Regions from separate parts of the Mus musculus genome. Here region 1 is linked to region 2. The links are chromatin loops, found by intact Hi-C in ENCODE. Cell type or tissue: gastrocnemius. All regions are shown on one strand. Links, peaks and the distances in the headings refer to the core of each region. The heading gives the core; the rest is flanking DNA.

Region 1 (2,913 bases), core at 149-2,648, 54 kb before region 2:
CATGTCGCTTGTTGCTGTTTAAAAAACAAACAAACAAACAAAACACCCTCCAGAGTATCTGAGCCACACATTGTGATACATGTCAGTGATCCATCACTTTTAGAAAGTGGAGGTAAGGGCTGGAGAGATGGCTCAATGGTTAAGAGCACTGACTGCTCTTCCAGAGGTCCTGAGTTCAACTCCCAGCAACCACATGGTGGCTCACAACCATCTGTTATGGGGTCTGGTGTCCTCTTCTACATAAAATAAATAAATCTTTTAAAAAATAAGGTGGAGGTAAAAGGACCAGGAGTTCAGAGTCATCCCCATTTACATAGTGAGTTTGAGGCCAGTCTGGCCTACAAGAGACCCTGTCTCAAAAACAAAAAACAAACAAACAAAAGAATGAGTGAAAAAACATACAATTGAGTACCTGAGTTGTCTGTGTCTCCTTTTGCTCAAGGTATGTTCCTTTCTTACACATGTCAAAGGAAAGGCCTCCTACATTTGTCAGATATATAGGCCTATGATTCAACCAGGGCAGAAGGAGCTAGCAGAATCAAAAACTGTACTATTGCTCTTGAGACCAAATCCAATACTTAATTTGCATTAATTTTCTTTTTCTTTTTGGGGGTGGTGGTGGTGTGAATTCAAGATGAGATCTAACTGCCTCTGCCTCCTGAGTGCTGGAATTAAAGGCATGGTCCACTATTACCTGGCTGTATCTATTTTCTTAACTCTAGACCCAATTTATAGAAAGTGATAAAAGACTTAGGTTAATGTCTTTCTTCTTTTTAGTCCTAAAGCATTGCTACCTTGACTCACAGGACTCATTGAGAACAGAAGCTAAATTTTAAAGGCATGAGAATATTCTGTGTATTAACAAGTATAGGCCTGAGAGTTACTCTAAATTTAGTTTCTCAAAAGTAACTGATTTGGAGGAAATTGGTAGATGCAAAACTCCAAGATGGGAAAAGTTTTGTGTCATATTTAATATTTGTCTAAATTTCTTTCCTTGTTATTGGGAAGCTATGAAAAATAAGCTTTATTGAGACACAGTTTTACTGATACTCAAACTGGCCTGTAAGAAAGTAGGAAGCCTAGGTTAGCTCTGAACTTGTATGAACTTGTATGATCTTTCTGCTTCCGCCTTCCAAATGTTGGGATTATAGGCGTAAGTTATCAGGGGTAATGGCAAATATATTATTAACAGTTATGCAGACTTTCTGGCTGGGGGAGTATGGCAGACAAAGCAAGGCCCATCAGCTGTCTTTTGAAACATGGACACTTGAGCACCAGTTATCAGATACACTTTGGACGACTCTCCTGTCAACAATGGGAGCTGATGAAGAATTAACACTGCCAATAACCTACATGGGTGTTCTAGAAAGGTTCTAGAAACATGCTCTGGGATCTGAAGATGCTAGTACTTTTGGGAAAGCAATAAAAACAAAATTAAGTAAGGAAGAGTTCCCTAAGATACCGATTTTGAAATCTTTCTTGACCAAAGATATCTGAAGTTTGCTTTCTTTCTTTTTTTTTTTTTTCGAGACAGGGTTTCTCTGTGTAGCCCTGGCTGTCCTCAGACTCAGAAATCCGCCTGCCTCTGCCTCCCGAGTGCTGGGATGAAGTTTGTTTTCTTAAAATTAAATTAATTTCATAATAGCTTACAATTTTAGTGGAAATTATAAGTGAAAATACACATTTGGTAAATTACTGTTACACTGAAAGAGCAGATATATAGTATCAGGCTACCTGATGTAATTAAATTTTATATAAAACACTAAGCATATACTTTAAATTGTTTATTTAAAAAGTATTGTAAATAATTTATTAATCTTTGCTTTGGTTGTTCTTAAAGATTTCTGCAATATAATTATAGATTTCAAAAACATTCTGTCGGGAAAAAAGTAAACAGTGAAACCCTGTCAGGAAAATACTAAGAAGCCATGAGCAGTGTAGCACACTGTAAGTCCCAGCACTCAGAGGCACAGGAAGTTCAGGATACCTAGGGCTAGACAATGAAACCGTGCTCAAAACTAACTAAATAACTAGTTGTTTTTTAAAAAAAAAAAAAAAAAAAAAAAAAAAAAAAGAATTTTTTTTTAGCCTGAGAAACCAGGTGTTGACTATGCAAGAGCAAAAATTCAAGACAGAAAAACAACCAACTCTAATTTCCTTCAATTGTTAAGTAATCCTTTCAGGTAAATCAGACATTCAGCAAAAAGAAATAATTAAACTTGTAAGAGAAGTTCTTCTCTTCTCTGTACTTGTCTTCCTATGGAGTCTTTTTACCTGCAAGGGAGCCAGAGTGCTTCTTTAGGAACCCTGCCCACGCACTGGTCACCAGTCCTGCCTCAGCACTGTGCTGTTCCCAGCTGCTGAGAATGATCCACTGCCGCCTGTAACTGCTCAGATTCTAGTATTCCATAACTGTCAGTAGTACTGGTGGGTAGGGGTTATGTGGTGATGAAGGAAGACTATTCTGGAAATCTACATGTGTATATTTCACATGGATTTATTTACCAATGAATACTTAAACATCTAAATGTGTATTCATGCCTAAAATTAATGTGAATATACTAGATAAATGTCTAAATATTTATATTAGATAAATTCACTAAACAGATGGATTTGAAGCTATTTCTTTTTTCCTTTCTTTTGGTTTTGTGAGACCAGCTCTCACTGTATAGCTCAGGCTGGCCTAAAATTCAGATCCTTCCATCTCTGGTTCCATGAGCTGGGATTTCAGATATAAACCATTACATTTGGTTTATCAATTCTTCTTCTTTTTTAAAAAAGATTTATTTATTATTATACATAAGTACACTCTAGCTGACTTCAGACACACCAGAAGAGGGCATCGGAGCTCATTACGGATAGTTGTGAGCCACCATGTGGTTGCTGGGATTTGAACTCAGGACCTTCGGAAGA
Region 2 (2,913 bases), core at 276-2,775:
TGGCACACGCCTGTAAACCCAGCATTCAGGAGACTGAGGCGGGTGATCCAGAAGTCTGAGGTAAATCTAGCAGCAAAGTAAGGCCACTTCAAAGATAAACGAGGATACTTTCCAATCTTTCATTTTGGATCTTAAAAACTACTAAAGCAAAAGCTATGTTCCTCAACATCTGGAATCCAATATGCTTCTGAATTACTTTGGGGGGAAAAGCCTACTACCAAATGGGTTAAGAAAGAAACGTATAACCACTTTTTTGTTTTAATGGCAGGTCTCACTATGTAACCCAAGTACACTGGAACTTGCGATACTCCCAACTCAAGAGCTAGAACAGGTGTTTTCTACTGTGCCTGGCTCCTACAGTAAGTTTTGAAAAGTTTGGATTAAGATAGCATATTCCACCATACGCTTCTATAGTTAGTCCTCGAATTCCTACATCCGGTCTATTGTGTATTTGTCATTTGTTTTCCAGGAATTTTATATTTTTGTCCCCCCTTTGATATCAAATTTTCTTAAAATAAGACTCACTTCTTCAGAAAACAAAATTTTGAAACGGAAAATACTTTTAAAACCAGAAAATACAGTTTACAAAAACTCAACTCGTCGTGACGGTACAAATGAGAAGCTTAAGTACCTAGCCTGTAAATAAGTAAGTCTCTCTGACAAAAACAAAAAAATATTCCGTTTGGGCGATCATTGGGAAAGAAAAAAACAAAAACAAAAACTCAATAGGGAGTTTTTTGCCGAACGCACAAGAAACCAAAAAAAAAAAAAAAAAAAAAAAAAAAAAAAAAAAAAAAAAGAGGCCTTGAGAGGCGGAGGAAAAGAAGAGTTCGCCCGACCTGTCACTGGTTCTGGGGCTAAAGGAAACGTTGACAGCTTTGAAGGCGGCCCGCGACGGGCGGGAAAGAGCAGCGAAGGGAGTTTCCGGGCCCTGCTCTGCCTTTGTCCCGGCGGCAGGTGCGGCCGGGCTGCTGGGCCCTGTCCCGAGGCCCCGCCGCCGTGCCGTGCCGCGCCCCGCCCCGCGCCCTGCCCGACCAGCGCGTCCGCACCACGGGGCGGGGCCTCCGCCGCGACTCCCGCCCGCCCGCCCGCCCGCCCGGGCCGACACAAAGGCCCGGCAGCCGGCCGAGGAGGGGCGGCCCCGCCCGCCCCGGGCCCGGCCTTACCCCGCCGCTCCGCCGCCTGCAGCCCCGGCTGCGGTCCCCGACCGCCGAGCCCCGCCCCGTGGCCGCCACGGCTGCTAGCGCTCCTCTGGCCGCGGCCGTCTCTCCGGCACCCGCCGCCCTCACCGCCCTCACCCCTCCCAGTGCTGCCGTAAATCCAACCTGTGGCCGCCAGGCGAGCCCGGCTCGGCGCGACAGTGTATGTGTGTGCGCGCGCACTCGGCCCGGCCCCGACACACTTTCCGGCAGGTCCTGGAGCGCGTGACGTTGAACCGCAGTTCCAGTTCGCACGTGGCGCCCGAGAAGTCGTGGTGATCCCGAGACCTCCTCTGCTCCTGAAGCGTCCGCGGCCAGGATGAAGAGGCCTAGTGAGTGGGGTCGGGAGCGAAACGCGCGGGTGGTGCTTTGTGGCTGGAGGGAGAGGACTCTCCATAGGCCATTGATGAGTTCCGCGTAGATCTGATGCTTAGAAGGCCCAGACCCAAATTTGGCCTGTTGTATAGCAGGAGAGCTAAGCCCTTGAGAGGAAAACCGAGCCAGATTTCTGTGATTAACGTGTTTGAGCCTCTTTTCGAGCCTGCCGTTTTCCTAGAACTATTCAGAACCATGGTCTTTCGGCCTTGGTGGCACGCGCCCTAATCATGTACACGAAGGATGACGCAGTAAGATAGAAAGTTTGCAGCCAGCCTGGGCTGTATACTGAAACCATGGCTTAAAAATTAAAAAAAGAGCCTGGCCGTGTTGGCGCACGCCTTTAATCCCAGCACTTGGGAGGCAGAGGCAGGCGAATTTCTGAGATCGAGGCCAGCCTGGTCTACCAGGACAGCCAGGGCTACACAGAGAAACCCTGTCTCGAAAAAATAAAAATAAAGAAAGAAACCTTGATATTTGTAGTGCTTTCCTCTAGAAGCTGCTTCCATTGTGGGTCCACCGAGTCGAATTGACTGGCGTTGTGGTGTGATTTCCATTAAATACCCTGCATAACTTTGCAGGGACGGTTGAGGCAAGATCTATGTTGCCCGGGATAGCCTTATTGTTGTAGGCCCCCATGGCCTGATAAAACAATCTCTTGAGGGCCAGGAATATGGCTATAAACACTTGCCACTAAGCCTTACTGTCAAGAGTTCAAACTCATATGATAGGTAGAACTGACTCCTGGAAATTGCTTTCAGACCTACACACAAAATAAGTAAATGAAACATTTTGGGTATGGAGTGAAGACCCAGGGTTGTCCCAGCCCACGTGGCAGCTCCATGCTGTCTGTAGAAGGACAAGTGATGAAGCCCTCTTGTGGCTTCCTTTGCAAGAACACTACATGCACGTGGTTGGTCTGCTGACAAGAGAGGGCAAAACATCCATATAGGTGATGTGAGAAATTTAAAACACTCACTGCTCATGTGTGCAGTCTTTCTCTTTCTTTGTTTTGGCAGAGTTAAAGAAAGCGAGTAAACGTATGACCTGCCATAAGCGATATAAAATTCAAAAAAAGGTAAGTGTTCTGTGAGGCCCATAGCAAGTGGGGTGCTAACATGGCTTTCTTCATCTCTGTGGGGAAGGCTCTTGTCATGGTATAGGATTGGACAGACTGCAGCTGTGGGAAAGTACAGGGTAAACGAAAGCCTCAAGCTAGCACACTGGCATCTTTACAGAGAGCTGCAACACTTTTCTGTTTTTTGTGTACATGTTAATTCCCTGTATAGTTCCAGTTGAAGTTCTGCTTTTCTAGGGTGCTTCACATCCATTATAAATT

The links. Hi-C counts contacts between places; a loop is a spot of excess contacts. Peaks named below come from ENCODE experiments on the same cell type or tissue, not always from the same donor. Only the 100,000 strongest peaks of a DNase experiment are listed, where the experiment ranks them.
Region 1: a loop joins it to region 2, with 2.3 times the contacts of the local background. A loop is called at or near these places in 9 of 42 quality-filtered maps.

The regions. Positions count from the first base shown.
Region 1 is chr14:31,071,291-31,074,203 of GRCm38, reverse strand. The region is part of intron 19 of Pbrm1 (polybromo 1); the gene reads right to left. Among named protein-coding and RNA genes, the nearest start is that of Pbrm1, 54 kb to the right of the region's middle. In gastrocnemius, for the core only: no CTCF peak of the experiment used is centred there; no DNase peak of the experiment used is centred there.
Region 2 is chr14:31,017,547-31,020,459 of GRCm38, reverse strand. It overlaps Gnl3 (guanine nucleotide binding protein-like 3 (nucleolar)), which reads left to right and starts at 1,329. Exons shown (of 15, transcript NM_153547.6): 1 at 1,329-1,531; 2 at 2,594-2,652. The coding sequence starts at 1,519. It overlaps Pbrm1 (polybromo 1), which reads right to left and starts at 1,322. Exons shown (of 33, transcript NM_001081251.1): 1 at 1,167-1,322. RefSeq lists an enhancer at 591-619. In gastrocnemius, for the core only: a CTCF peak has its summit at 2,435 (motif pointing left); DNase peaks (open chromatin) are centred at 1,043 and 1,350; H3K4me3 peaks cover 2,500 bases; H3K27ac peaks cover 2,438 bases.